Linked DNA regions of Homo sapiens: region 2 is linked to region 1. The links are chromatin loops, found by intact Hi-C in ENCODE. Cell type or tissue: B cell. All regions are shown on one strand.

What was found. Hi-C counts contacts between places; a loop is a spot of excess contacts. Peaks named below come from ENCODE experiments on the same cell type or tissue, not always from the same donor. Only the 100,000 strongest peaks of a DNase experiment are listed, where the experiment ranks them.
Region 2: it touches region 1 in a loop (26-fold over the local background); 7 of 110 quality-filtered maps call a loop at or near these places.

What each region holds. Positions count from the first base shown.
Region 1 is chr6:71,530,386-71,538,385 of GRCh38, reverse strand. No RefSeq gene overlaps it. Among named protein-coding and RNA genes, the nearest start is that of LINC01626, 110 kb to the right of the region's middle. In B cell, CTCF peaks have their summits at 4,129 and 4,331 (motif pointing left); no DNase peak of the experiment used is centred here.
Region 2 is chr6:73,178,031-73,186,030 of GRCh38, reverse strand. The region is part of intron 11 of KCNQ5 (potassium voltage-gated channel subfamily Q member 5); the gene reads right to left. Among named protein-coding and RNA genes, the nearest start is that of KCNQ5-AS1, 39 kb to the right of the region's middle. In B cell, CTCF peaks have their summits at 4,623 and 4,822 (motif pointing right); a DNase peak (open chromatin) is centred at 4,830; H3K4me3 peaks cover 471 bases.

The DNA of each region.
Region 1 (8,000 bases):
TTTATTTTATTTAATGTCCAATTTATTAAACTTATACATTTCCAAAACTATGAAAATTAAATTTCCTTAAACAGTTAAACATTGATTAAAGCTTTACTTAATTAAAGTCACTTCCATTATTTAAACAATAATTATAATTCTACTATGACTAATTCTTTTGAATATTTTTAAACTCCAAAAACAAGAGATAAAATGTGTACAAATCCAGTGAGTATAAAATGTATTGCTACACTTACACCTATTTTGTAAAAAGCTGGACTCTGAGTTTATTTTTTCTCAGTATTTCTTCATTATTTTATATTTTTCTCATTTTTGTTTTTATGCCTTCTTGTATTATAGCATGTTTTTGAAACTGAACCTGCTTCCTCCTCATCCAATTAACATCTCAGATTTGTTGAGGTTCTAGGATTTGGGTAACCAACCAATTGCTTTTTGGCTGGGCAAAGAATCTGCCTACTTCTGCCAAAATGAGTCACATGTGAGCTCTAGTCATCTCTCTGAATTGTTTGTTTTGCTTTTTATAGTTAAATCTTATATTTTAGCTCACTAAGGCTTTTTAACTTCATTTTTTTCACCTAGGATTTTTGCAACCTAGCATCTTACGTTCTCTTCTGCATTTCCTTTTCAATCTTGCATGGCCAGTGTTTTATAACTCATCTCATCATTTTGTGTAGACCTCAACTGCTAACATTATCAGAAACTCACATATGTTTTGTTATGGCATATTATTAGAGGCACCATTGAGGTTTCATCTCATAGAAAATAAGTCACAGGGCTTGCTCAGTTGTTTATTCCTATATCTCTTGTTAGTTAATTCGCAATCTTAGTACCCCTAGTGTTGATTTCTTCCTACTTGATTATTGCGTGAACCAGCACTTCTGAATGTGGGACCTTGTTGTATCTGGTTGTTCAATGTACTCAGTAGTACCAAAAATTCTTGTTCCAGTTACTACATTTCTCATATATATTTGACTCACTCACTTCCTAATTACACAGAATAAAAGAAATGCATATCTATATAAATATAAATTTAATAATAAATCAAGATATTCATATATAAATATTCTCTACTAATTAAAGACAATACAACAAATACCATTAAATTTTTATTTCTTCTCACTTATAGGTGGGAGCTGAACAATGAGATCACATGGACACAGGGAGGGGAGCAACACACACTGGGACCTGTCAGGCGGTGGCATGGGGGATAGGAGAGCATTAGGAAAAATAGCTAATCCATGCTGGGCTTAATACCTAGGTGATGGCTTGATAGGTGCAGTGAACCACCATGGCACATGTTTACCTATGTAACAAACCTGCACATCTTGCACATGTACCCCAGAACTTAAAACAAAAATAAACATTAAAACAGATTTTCTTTTCTCTTCGAATTACTGTGCCCCTTATAATAGACATCTCTTAAATTTTCAAGAATTAAAAAATACTTATTTCCATTAACTCAAATCGGATTGTCACAACTTCATCAAAAGGAGCTTCATTAAGCTGCGCTTTTGTTTTTTTAGCACTACCCCCAACATCCTTGAAAAGATTTCTTGCTTTCCAGCAATAGTAAGATGGTCTTTGCTTATTTTGAATTTTCCATTGCCTAAGGTATGGAATCGGCTACTTCCCTAGGAACGCTGGCATTTCTCTGTGAAGACAATATAAGAGACCAAATCTGTGCACATAGCTATGTGGATTCCCATGTCAGCGGTGGGCAAATACACCACTGCTCCTCTTGGCCACTTTTCATATAGACCTGGAGAGAATATTCCTTTTAAAGTTCATAAGTTTACTTTGGTTTTTCCAATATGACATGATAAATTGTTGCTCCTTAGGTTTTTTTAAAGACCAAGACTCCAAACCAATGGACATACCCCATATTTATAAACCCCTGATAAGTCATTTTCCATTAGCTTGTATCCCACTGTAGTTATGGGGCTTCTGTAAGAATCAGGCTCACATTTTCTCCTTCATGACTGGAATAATTGGGGTCCCACAGGTGCCAAAACTCCTCCCTGACCCATTCTTTGCCATCGACTTGTTTGCTATCCATAGCACATTACCTGTGCAAACTCTGAAGTTTCTAATATTTTCATTGCTCCTTCTACCTTCTGAGCAATCAAAGGTCCTCATGACGAATCAAGAATTTTCAGAAATTCTACTTTTAGCAGAACTGTATTTCTGGTAGATAATTATATTTGCATCTTTCTTTTTCCTTTGTAAGTAAAATTTCCTTATCAGTGAAATGCTCTGTTAAGAATTAGACACTTTCCCAAGCTATAAAGATTTAGAGAGATGCAGTAGGTGGGACATTTGTCCAATCTTCCTAGTCCTTGAGCAACATTTCTGAAGGATCCCCGCTACTAAACAGGAAAGTGGGCCCACAGGCAAGCCACTTAGAAAATGTATATCTTGGATGGTAGCAGCTCTTCTCCTCTTAGTATTTCCCCAGGGGACTTCATTACCTGAATGGAATACTTTTTCCTGCCATAGTAAGGGGCACTTAGTCCTTTGGCAAATCTTAGCCATTTGCTATTTCCTCCAGTAAGTAAATAGGATAAACTGCCTCCTCTGAGGTGTTCTTTGCTGCTCAGTGCCATCCAAGTATCTCCTGGAAAAAAATAGTCTGGAGATATTAATACTATTCACTACCATTATCATTACATTACCAAGCATATATCACAAATTGAGGACTATTGTTACATATAATCTCAATTAATCTTAACAACTGCTTGCAATAATATCACTTTTATTCCATTTTTCCAGATAAGAAAACATAGATGTAGAAAGCTGAATTCACCCAGCTTGAAAGTGGCAGCACAGGAATTAGAACTCACAATATCACCTCTGAGTCTATATTCTTAGCCATTAGCTTGACTTCCTTGTTCCTTTTCATCCTTTCTCACACCCCCCAATTTCACGTTTAGAGAATGAGTCCCCAAAACAGATTTTATATTTCATTAGCCTAATCATAGCACAATTCTATTTAGGTACAGTCCTAGCAACAGCAACCATTCCTTATTTTTAGATTGTAATTGACAGTAACCTAGAGACCACATGCCATTTCTGAACTATGCCCATTAAGTTTATATAACATCAAAAGCTCAACTTCTCTTATTGTTCACCTACAACTTCCCTTCTGCCCTCTTATAGGTGAAATCAATTACAGCATCCTGTTCTTGCCTTTCACATATTGTCAAATCATTTCTCACACTACATGCTTAGTCTAATTGTGTGAATTCCACTCCCCTGAGTTACTGGCTTTGAAAGGTTGCTGAGCTCTGTCACGACCTGGCCACCAACGTGTACACAATCTTCCTAAAATGCTGCCATGGCCTCATTTTGTATTAACTCTTTTCTGTTACTGTGAGGTTATTTCTTCTCTCAGCTCAAATTTTCCCTTTCACCAGCAACTTCATGTTCAAACATGGTATCAGCGATGATTTCATTAGAGTATGCTACAAAAAGAGTGAGGTTGAAATATTAAGAATATACATATATGAATCAACTTCTTGGAAGATAGGTATTTATTATGCACCAAACGTGGGAAAAGAAAACAAAGGAACAGCAGAAACCAACATTAGAGAGAGAGATACATACATGCATTTATGCATATATGAACATGTGTTTTCTTCAATATATCATAAGTTCTCATGAGTATCAAATTTTTAAAAATCCAATTTGAACAGAGGATAATGTTTAAACATTCCAACTTTCGCAAATAACTTTAACATTTCAGTGTTACCTCCCTAGATCTTTCTGATGAGAATTGACATTGGGTTATGCAGAACTTGCAGAGGCCTCAGACTGGGACGATAGACACACAAATTTACATTCTCTTGGACCAGGTGGCTCTACATTTTGAACTTTGTTTAGATATTCAGTGGACTTTCATAATAAATACCAGTAAGAATCTTTTCTATTCCACCTCTGTTTCTCCCCATCTTATTACCTAATGCATGCTTTAAGTTCTCATTTATAATATCGGTAATGACTTCCATGATTGTGAATAATAAAATATCAAAGAATGCCATCAAGGTAGCATAATGGAATTTAAATGGTACTACAAAAATATTCTCAGCATGTATTAGAGAATTCTAAATTAGGAAGAGATCTAATAGGTACCGAAAACAGTTCCTTCATTTTACACTTAGGAAATTTAGGTGTTTGTTTATAGATAATAGTGATAATAGCTTTTAATAATAATAATATATTTTATTAATAATAGTAGCTCTGTAATTCCTGACAAAATTTAGAAGCAAATTTAAAACTTTTAGTTTGGGTTAGAGTGGGAAAATGTGAAAAATATCAGGATTCATTGCATTTCTGAAACAATACTGGCTCCATCTGGTGGCCAAAGTAATAATTCCCAGTCAATAATGTGTTTATGATTAATACACTGTGCTTTCTTGAATTGAAAATGTCCGATTGGGTCCAAATATTGAAGAATTTAGAATATAATCCTAAATTCTTATATATTTAATCTATAGACGGTTACAGTTGCTACCTGTGATTAATTTCTTCCAAAGTGTATATGATTAATAAACTGTAAGTTGAAGTTGAAAAAGAGCCAAAAATCTAGTTTAGAAAAATGAAGATAATTTCCCAACTATCTTCTGAGAAAAATTTGTATTCATCTAAAAATATATTAATATATTTTTTATGAAAAACGGCAACAAAATCCATTACTTTTTAATCAAGGCAATATAATTAGTACCAATTTATTATTTAATATGTATTACCAATTAAAATGTAAAACTCAACATAAATTATTTAGTGATTTCAAAAATCAATGAGGTTAGTACCGTATTAGCATTTGTTCCTGTTCTTTGAACTAAGAAACTAAAACCAAATGAGTTAGGCTGTTGTATTCTCATAGGGAAAATCTACTTTGTTTTTATTATTAAATAAACACAGGCATTCTTTCCTGCTATTCTGTGGAAATTTTGAAATTTCAAGCTAATTGTTTTGTGTTAGTGTCTATTTTAGAACAAGAGGCTTCAACTTTCTTTGGATTCTGAAAAGAGCTTCTAGCACCTTAATCATTTATGAAACTGTGTACTAGTCACACAAGTGGGTTCAGTTTTTGAAAATTCATCAAGTTGTGCAGTTAAAATATGCTTGTATATTATACTTGAAAATGAAAATAACATTTTTGGAAGTTTAAGAACCATTGTTTTTATGTCCCCAAATTTAATATATACTAATAATTAGCCCTACCATAAGCTGAGTTGAATATATGGTAAAGGTTATTAAAACCTTCTGAAAATCAGTTTCTCTAAATTTAAAGTATAAATAACGTCCCATGGGTTGTTAAGAAAACTACTATATAAAATTAAAATTGTCTGGAACTTCATGCTTGCTTCTGAAAGCTACTCAGACGGCTTCTCACGAATTCTTCCTCCACAGCTGGCCAAATGATGTTTAGAATCATCGATGCACTCACTGCCTGAGGAATGGAATTATACGTTTATTCTCACTATCTTCATAAGAAAAGAAACTTAAGAAAATAAGGAAAATAAAAGATATGCACAGTTTAGATAGTATTACAGCACCAGTGTCAAAATACGGCTTTTCAATGCCTCTGTGCTGATTATTTATTTATTTATTTATTTATTTATTTATTTTGAGACGGAGTCTCGCTCTGTCGCCCAGGCCGGACTGCGGACTGCAGTGGCGCAATCTCGGCTCACTGCAAGCTCCGCTTCCCGGGTTCACTCCATTCTCCTGCCTCAGCCTCCCGAGTAGCTGGGACTACAGGCGCCCGCCACCGCGCCCGGCTAATTTTTTGTATTTTTTTTTAGTAGAGACGGGGTTTCACCTTGTTAGCCAGGATGGTCTCGATCTCCTGACCTCATGATCCACCCGCCTCGGCCTCCCGAAGTGCTGGGATTACAGGCGTGAGCCACCGCGCCCGGCCTGATTATTTATTTATTGCCTCTCAGGTCCAAATTCACCCGGTTTTTCGGCTATAAAAACGGATCTGGGCCCTTTCAATATATATATCAGCTGGCCGTGAAGCTTTGTGAGTGGAAGGTGCTAGAGAGACACTGCAGGAGGAAAAGAATTTTGCTTTCTGGTTCCAGGGTACTCACTCAGCAGGTTCCAGCACTGGGTGCTTATGGTACTCACAGCATCACCAATGTCCAGTTTCTGCAGTCTACAGTAGTCAGTAGCACTCAGCAGCCAGTAGCTCTTTCCAGCAACCCTCCCCTCCCACGCAGTGAATTTGTAGCAGAGCGCTTCCAACTCCTGTGGCATGTGCGGCATCTCCTGCGTTCAGTTCCTGCAGGGTATGGTAGTCAGCGCACTCAGCTTCCTCGCCCACTGTCCCTTTATATGGTTTGTTATGGAGCTCCTCCTGTGAACTAGCTCCCCATGAACAGCTTTCCCGGCTCTCTCGAGGGAGGATTGCCAACAAGTTCTGCCCACAGGACACCACAGCAACTCCTCTGTCAGCCAGTGAGCCAGGGAAGTGATCCTTCCCAACCAAGTCTGGATCTAGCACCTGAGCTCTCTCAGCCTGAGGGCGCGCTCCAACCTGAGCTCTCTCAGACCGAGAGCAGTGTCTCTCCTTAACACTGTTATTCATATATTCTTTCCGATTCTTTCCAGTTCTTATTGCCCAACCCCTTGTATTCTAATCCCCGTTCTAGTTAATAATTCTTTATATGAAACTTTCCGTGTTCAACTTACTGCATGGTTACTCTCTCCTGATTGGGTCCAGACTAACACAGCCTCTTATTTTTCAATCAGCTAAGATGAGTAAAGGAATCTATTACGTATATGAAAGGAACAATAACTAGATTGCATTCATTCAATAGAATACTTGATCTGGTTACACACAGCTGTGTGGCTTGCTAAGTTTTCTTCTCAAGGATGTAAAATATATGAAGAGTAGAAATTAATCCTTAACTGATGGGATTCATGCAAACAGTACTGATTTGTGCATGTGTAAAATACAGAAATTTGTAAATCAGTTATTTGTGCAATGAAGCTCTGGAACATCTTGAGAGTTATTTAACTAATCAAATATGGTTCTTTTAAGGAAAGATGTCCAAAGACATCTTGAAAATAAAAAGGATGAGTCACACTAGGGATAATAAGGTTAGATTTTTGTGGTAGTCATTTTCCATTGGCAAACCAGGCTCTCCCACTCTCAACCTGTTGTTTGTGTGGGTTTGACCTAGTCCAAACATTCATCCCTCCCCAGGCCCTCCAGCTCCTCCAAGATATTGAGATGGTGGGAATGTGACACAGGCCCAGCTAATCAGCTCTTCATCCTCTGACCATGATGATTAGTTCAAGATGGACAAATAAAACAAATCTGTCTAATGAATGTGATCTGATATATTTTGCTGGAATTTTTGGGAAAAAAAAGGTCTCTTTTGGTTGGGGTTGCCGAGTTGCTAGGAAGTGAGCCTGAATCTGCTAGTCACTATTTTTGCCAGTGCATGGGAGGAACCAGTGTGATAAAGAGGGAAACACAGGAAAACAGAATCAAAAGATTTAAAAACGGATTCTAGATGACATTATTTGGTGCCTTGGATCTGGCCTCTGGCTGCAGATATCTAAAGTTTTCAGAAACATAAGACAATAAATGCCCTAAGTCAGTTTGAGTTTTATTCTGTCAGTTGTGAATAGAGTCCTGACAGCTGCAATTATGGTGATTTGAATAACTGAGGCCTTTAGATCAAAGACCTAAGTAATTCATTGTTTCCTAGGTTAAAGTCCAAGAGTGAATTTTGGTCAGGTATGTGTCACATGCTTACTTTGTATAAAGTACTCTATGCTAGAGAATGGACATTTGAATTGCCAAATCTAAGAAATGTTTCAGGGATGATTGATGTCATTACCAGAGTGGATGCTTCTACACTTTGGTGTTCAGTAACAAAGCTGCATTATTCTGGGTCAGGCAATCATTCCTAAAATATTAGGAATAAACACTGGGCGAATTGGCCAAACATAGTGTTTTATGCTGCAATTTTTTTTTTGCA
Region 2 (8,000 bases), 1.6 Mb before region 1:
CTGGTCTCAAACTCCTGAGCTCAAGTGATCCATCTGCCTTGGCCTTCCAAAGGGCTGGGATTACAGGCATGAACCACTGCACTTGGCCCATAGATATTTTTGAAATCAATGATTTATATAAAGAATGATGACCCTGTCATTATACTTTCGTTAAAAGAAGACTAGGCATGTCCTAATAGCTCTCAAAGCTGTCCCCTCATTTGCATCTCCACTGCTATAGGCTTAGAAAGAACAAACCTTTCAAAATGCAAGTAAGGGCATATTACCTCCCTCCTAAAGTCCTTCACTGGTTTTCCCTGGCCTATAGGATAAACATCAAACTCCTAGAAGCACATCCTATATGGCTGTTTATAAACTGGCCTCTATCTCTCTTGCCTCATCACCTTCCACTTCGTCCTTGGAACTTTAGGTTCCAGCAACAATAAAGTATGTGTAGGTCCACAAAAACCCTAGCCAATCAATTATATACTTCAATTACTTCCATTTGCTATTTCTTTTTCCTGAAATCCTGCTGTGTTTTCAAAACTCTGTTTTAAAGTCACTTCTTTTGGCCAGGTGTGGTGGCTTACACATGTAATCACAGCACTTTGGGGGGCTGAGGAGGGAGGATTGCTTGAGCCTAGGAGTTTGAGACCAGCCTGGGCAACATAGTGAGACCCCTGTCTCTACAAAGAATAAAAAATTAACCATGCATGATGGCACATGCCTATGCTCCCAGCTACTTGGGAGGCTGAGGTGGGAGGATCACTTAAGCCCAGGAGGTCGAGGCTACAGTGAGCCTTGACAGTCTTGCCACTGCACTCCAGCCTGGGTAACAGAGTGGGACCTTGTCTCAAAAAAAGCTCACTTCTTTCATAGAAATTTTTATGATTCCAACAAAACAGTTAATCACTTCTCTGTTAACCTCTAGCTTAGTACCTAACACACCACACTGTAATTATTTACTCATATTCTAGCTTCCTCCACCAGACTGTGTGAGAACCTTGAATGCAGGGATTATGTCTTCTACTCTTCATATCCCAAAACTTGGCCCAGAGTTTAATGAACATGGGAGGTTTATTTGTTTAGAAGCTCTACTGTGGAGACTTCGGGCAACTCTAGAAGGAAGAGGGTAGTGAATGGTGAGAATTCCCCCCTTCTCTCTCCAAATACTCATCTCTAGTCATTCCTCTGCATGCTGCCTGCTCTCCAGCCCATCTGGATTTTCCTGTCACCAAAGTGCTCATTCATCAGGATTCTGTCTCTTTGCACTCTACCTAAAATGCTAATTGTTCCAGATTCAGCTCAAGCACCAAGTGCTCTAGGAAATCTTTCCTAACCACCCTCACTGGGGTAGATGGTCTTTCTCTGTGCTTTCAAATGCACTGTGAGGTAGCTAAATCTGTGGCAGTGTGTCTCACCCACTGGAATTTATTCATGCCAGGAACTGTGCTCTTTACTTCAGCATCTGCATAATCCCTGGCAAGTATTAGGGGGTTCATTAAATGCTAGCTGAAGAAATAAATGAGGATTTGCTATTCCATAGTTCAAAGATGTTTGTGTTCTGTGACAAGGCAGACTCTTGTACAGATCTTCTAAAAAGAATGCCTTAGAATAGATTGAAGTTCTTCAGGCACATTTCAGAAAGAGCATAAGCCTCTGAGTTTCCTCCATGAATAAAAAAACTTTCTAAAGTAAAAGAAATGTTCACTCATTCAATAGTTAGGACCATGTGGGGTTCAGAAAAGTCATTTAAATAGAACTGCTACTGAAAATCATGAAAACATAATTTTCTTTTTCCTTAGATTGCTAACGTAATTAGGATCACACAAAGCAACAGCATTGCAAGCAACAACATATCATTTTGAGGAAATAAGGAGAAAGGCAAGAACAGTGGAAGTCAAGAAATATGTAATACTACAACATGATAAGCAGCAAAAGTAAAGAAAGACCTAATAGCAAAACAAAACTGTCCAGGGAAAAGAGAGGGAAGAGCCTGTTGGGATGGAATTATATTGGTTGAATGAAATTTACAGTATTATAAGACCATCAAGAAAACAGTGGAAAACATGTGGCTAGAGTCTAAAAAGAATACAACCTCAGTTTTTCATTCCTAGGAGATTGCTATCAGTGCTTCCAAAAATCACGTGTGCCTGTCTTGCTCTAAGCAGGACCAGGTGTGAGGGATGCTCTCTGGGGCTCCTGTTTTAGCCATCATACTCTGTGAATGAAGATGCCAGGTCAGTGGGGTCACATAACTTGACATGTTTACATTATTCAATTATCTCAGCCTCCCTCTTTCCACCCAATCCCCTCTCACTTCTTTCAGGACAGTACACGATTTTCATGATCAAAATAGAAGGTAGAGAGAGGAAAATTTGTGTCCAAGCTAAGTTTGAGAAAGCATCTCTGAGTATTTAGTATTGTCCTCCTTGCCCCCTGCAGCATTTTCTTATTTCTCTGGTCATCATTGGAATGCCTGGAACTGCCTCTGTCTCTATGATGCAATGAACTTAACCTGGGCACCCACTATCCATCTGCTGGACACAGAGCTGGATGGCGGGGATACAAAGGTGAACAAGACATAGATCTTGCTCTCTTCAACTTAATGTTGAGTGGGTCTCCAAGAGTTGTGCTTGGCTGGATGGCTGGTGCAGTGCTAAGTACTTTACCTGCATTCTGTCAACTTAAAACTCTAAGAATTTTCCACCTTTGACATTTGGGTCAAGTAAAGCTCAGGAGGTTGAGTTACCTGTTCAAGGTCACAGAACTAGTAAGAACAAGGTTACTGCAGATGCCAAGGCTCACATTTTTACCATTCCACTCACAGTGCTGCAACACAGAGTGAATCCCAGGCAGGCAACCTTGTAAACATTAAGGAGAATGTTTAGGCTGTCTATGGATCTGACCTCCTACTCTGCCTTGTATGCTCTGACATTCTCACACAAATGAATCCAAGGCCACATTAGTCATTTATTCATCTCTGTCCTTGTCTTTCCAGAGGGGATCCCATACTTGGAAAACATCTGCCTTTCAACCTGGCCACCTGCATTCTCTCATAAGGTCCCTTCTGGGAATCAGTCCATGGCTAATATGGGTTACCTACCTCCAGTAATTGTAATGTTTTCCCTTTTATCACAAATTTTAGGGGCTGTCTGCTTACTTTACCTCATTTGTAGGATATATACATCAGTCTCATTGGAGTCTGTTAGTTTTGCTTTACAGGGTATATTTTCCAGCAAATATATGTAATATATTCCCAACGTATATCATGAGCAAAAAGCTACCCAATTAGCCTTTGATAAGAGGAGAGAGTAGGCCATTATCTTGTTACTTGCAGGGAGCAAGGAAGCTCAGAGTTCAATAATTCTAGACACCAGGAAAAAATATGTGGGTGCTGAAAATTGAGGAAAATGTCCCAAAGTAGGTATCAACTACGAATTCAAAAGGTCTTTCAATTCTTCAATTTTTTTTCTAAGACTTGCATTTCATATACTAAGGGCTTTAACTACAGGATGAGGGGGTGGAGGGGAGACCAGAGGAGTAGGGGAGTCCTTGTTGGCAGGTAGAAGAGTGAAACCTGGTTTCATGCTTAGTTCTCACATAGGCTAGCCCAGACCTTCTGTGTCTTACTCTCTAAACACAGCTGGGAGCAAGCCCAGAGCGACTCAGAGTCTAGACAAGGGCCAGAAAGCTTCTTCTATAAAGGGCCAGGTAGTAAATATCTTATGCTTTGTGGGTTGTATGGTCTTTGCTGAAACTACTCAAGTCAGCCACTGTAGCATGCGAGCAGCCATAGGACAATAAATAAATGAATGAGTGTAACTACATTTCAATAAAACTTTATTTATAAAAACAAGCCCCTTGGGTTAGATTTTGATCCCCTGGCTATAGTTTGCTGACCCCTGGTTTAGATAAGAAGAGCTAAGAGAAAATGCCCTGAAGCCAAGAATAAATGAAAGCCCATGAACTGGCCTGGGGAAGAAGCAGAAGACCTTGGTGGCCTCTTACATGCTTACAAAAGAAGTTTGATATGACTTGTGTATTTCCTACTAGAAAGGAATTTCTGGGCAAATCATTCTAGAGTTAAATTAGGACCTTTAAGATACATTTAATGATTAAAATGATAATATTAGATAGCACTTTATAGTATAATCCTATGATAAGGGTACTATTGCCATCCCTGTTTTGCAGATAAAGAAACTGAGGCACAGAGAGGTTAAGTAACTTGCCTGATGTTAAACATCCAGTAATTGTGGAATTAGGACGTGAACCAGTTTGGCTCCAGCTTTGAGCTCTTAATCATAAGGTTCCTCTATTGTCTTAACATTAAGATCTTCATACTTTAACACAAAATAACAACAATGAAAAAGACACTTTGATATGATATGATTGTTTTTACTCACATGTGCCTGGCACATAGTAAGTGTTCAATACACTTTTGCTAAGTGAATGTCCTGTTTTTACTATGTCTCTCCTTCTTTGAGAGAGGTCTAAAGTTTCATGCAAGAAGTAGTTAAGAAGTTCTACTAATTTTTCAAAGGATTACCTTAGAAGAGAAAGGGAGTGCTGAAGTGACTGATTCATCCTTTCTTTCATGAATATTCATTAAGTACCTATGACGAGCCCTTTGGAGGACCAGCAAAAGGCTGAGGAATAAGTTACATACTCATCTGCTTCTTTTCTTCATGAGGGTAGATTGCATCACTGGGATTAATACAGCAGCAAAGAGCAAAAGACCTCTAAGGTTAGTCTCCTTTGATGCTGTTGGTTATGAAGAGACTAGGAGTCTAATAAACCCATTGCACAAAACTGATATGCCCCAGCAGTACCACTAGAGGGTGTAAAAGATTCATCACAAACCTAAACTAGTACCTCCTCTTGAAACTGAAGTCTGCTCATACAATTTTCTGAGCATGAAGAAATAACTAAAGCAAAGTGAAACTCTGGGTAGACGACATCTATATATACACACGAACACATGTGCACTTATAAGGAAATGTAGGTGCATTTGTTGTGCTGCCATGAGTTCTAAAATCTTACAAAAGTCTTATTCCAATCCTCTAAATTAGGGTAAAAATATTGCATATGAATATGCAGAGATAAGAACGATGAGAAAACAGAAGCAGCAGTGACTGCTGCCACCGCCAAACAGATGGACGGACCCAGCCAGCAGCCAAACCATGTGCAAGGGCGGAGAGGGCTCAGCCAACTGTGAACTGAAGAGGCAGTTTGATTGACTGTCAAGACAGCAGTACTTCCCAAGCTTGGCTGCTCTTTGGAATCACCTAGGGAGCTTTAAAAAATGCCTGGGTCCTACCTCCAGAAATTCTGTTTTAATTGTTCCAGGGCATGGTCCAAAGATTTTATAAAACTTTTCAGGTGATGCTAATGTGTGGCCAAGGTTGAGAGCCACTGGAGTAGAGACAGGATTGGGGTGATGGTGGCATGTGGTGGTGGAGTGTGTTGGGGGTGGAACAATCCCTGCTCTCATGCAAAGAAGTGATCATGATTCATGCCAGCTTGCAAAATCTTCTAAGTCGCACATGTCAGACCCATTGACATGGCATTAGTGTGCCTTGGTGTCAGACCTCTAATCAGAACTGAAATGCTTCCCCGTCCTTGAGTGAGGTCTGAAGTTTCATGCAAGAAGTAGTTAAGAAGTTCCATTAATTTTTCAAAGGATTACCTTGGAAGGGAAAGGAAGTGCTAAAGTGACTGATTCATTCATTCTTTCAATGAATATTCATTGAGTACCTATGACGTTGTGCTGAGTATTGTGTTAGGCTCTGAACTGTTAACTGCTGGGCGCTGGCAGAGTTAAAGAAGCCTCCTACGTGATGACAATGATCATTTGGTCCTTGGTCTCTTCCTCTCTACAAGCATGGTGCAAGACAATGGTTGCTGCGACTGTGAGCTCTGATAGGATTTGAGAGTTTCATTTGTCCAGAGCTTGGAGCTCTCTAGATAAGCTCCATGTGGCTGCCTCCCCTAGTGATGCCTGATGAGTGGGACTCGAGAATTTGTCCATTCATTCATTCATTCATTCATTCATCAAACATTTATTGAGTGCCTATTATATGCCAGCTTCTGTGCTAGATGCCAGGGATACAGCAATGAAGAAACAAATCCTATTGCTTGGGCACTTTCAGTCTAGTAGGGCAGACAGACAAGTAGGCAGACAGTTAAAATTCACTTTGTGATGTGCAAGGTGGTGGGAAGCCCAGGTTGATATGGGAATGCAGAAGAGGGGTGTTTAACCCAGACTGGTAGAGGTGATCAGAAATGATTTCTGGAGGAGATGACAGTGCTTTACCTACTCTGCACCCTCATTTATGGGGATATTATTAAGTTTCTGAAGGTTGCTGAATGGCCCCCTTGTGATTGCAGATCTTATGTTTGTGGGGTGGATGTGGGTTTCTCCCCCTTAACCCCTCACTTTATGTTGGTTATTTGGGTTAATTTACACTACCGACATGCATTCCACATCCCTCTGTTATGGTTTGAATGCCCCCTCCGAAATTCATGTTGAAATTTTATGCCTAATGTGGCAGTATTGAGGGGTGGAACTTTTAAGAGGTGATTAGATCATGAGGACTCTGGCTGTATGAATAAATTATGGATTAATGGGTTAATGGATTAATGAGTTATCATGAGAGAGGAACTGGTGGTTTTATAAGAAGTGGAAGAGAGACCTAAGTTAGCACTTAGCATGCTCACTCTGCTTGCTATGTGATGCCCTGTGCTGCCTCAGGGTGCCACAGAGAGTCCCCACCAACAAGAAGGCCCTCACCAGATACACCTGCCCACCTTGGACCTCCCAGCCTCCATAACTGTAAGAAATAAATTCATCCTTATAAATTACTCAGTTTCAGATATTGTTATAAACATCAGAAAACAGACTGAAATACTCCCTCTTCCAGTTTGGAAAATTCTATCTTCTGATTTCTGACTCTCCATGAGAAATACAGCATTTATCTGTCTTAAAAGCACGGACCCCAAGGCTCATCCTTCAGGTGACCCAGAGCCTTTTGATCACAGAATTTCCCCTGAGGCAGCCCTCACTCGAAATTGATCACGGGACAAATCCAGCAGACAACTAGGGCTGCAGAGCTTGATAATTTGGGTCACTATTGAAGGCATATGTGTTAGTTATTTAGAATACTTTTTAATGTTGTTTTCTTGTTAATACATAAACATAATTCAACAATATAGATTTGTATTTGTGTTTACAGTATTTAAACTCTGACAGTTTTATAATCTGCAAAGCAAGTTATAAAATTATATATCTAAGATTCCTCTACTCTTCTTTCATCTTAGATCGGGTTACTAGACAAGACCAAGGAACCCCAGGAGTCCCTGGATGCACTGATCTGTCTCATTTTCTTGGTTTTAACTCTTGATAGAGAAATGTAAATTAGCTCCACGTGTGTACAGTCTGTCTGATATTCTCACTGTAGGGGCAAGCAGATATTCCATTTGGCTCACTTAGGACATTCAGACATTCTGTGGCCACACTGTTTCCACCACTGAGAGTAGACTTGTTCTCCTAATGCTTGCCATTATTGTCCTTTATATGCAGGATCTAGTAGGCTCTCCTGCAGAGTTTTTGTTTTTTTTTAATGTTTGTAGAGATGGGTCTTGCTATGTTTCCCAGGCTGGTTTCAAACTCCTGGGCTCAAGCCATCCTCCCAGCTCAGCCTCCCAAAGTGTTGAAATTATAGGCATGAGCCACTGCACCTGGCCCCTCCTGTAGATTTTTGTTGGATTTTCTTTTAAGGGTATAAGAGTAGTAAAACCCAAGCAAGAACTTCCAGATCCGAAGAAGTCTTTCCTGCCAGGAATTTGTAAGCATTGATATGGCGACTAAATTTGGGGATTTTGTGTTCCTAGGAGTGTAAAATCTTGCATAAATTTTAAAGTGTAAAAAAAAAAACCAAATAATAAAGTGTGAAATGAATAAGTAAATAAATAAATTGACTATACATGTTGACTACTTTAAAATATTTTTAACATGGAAT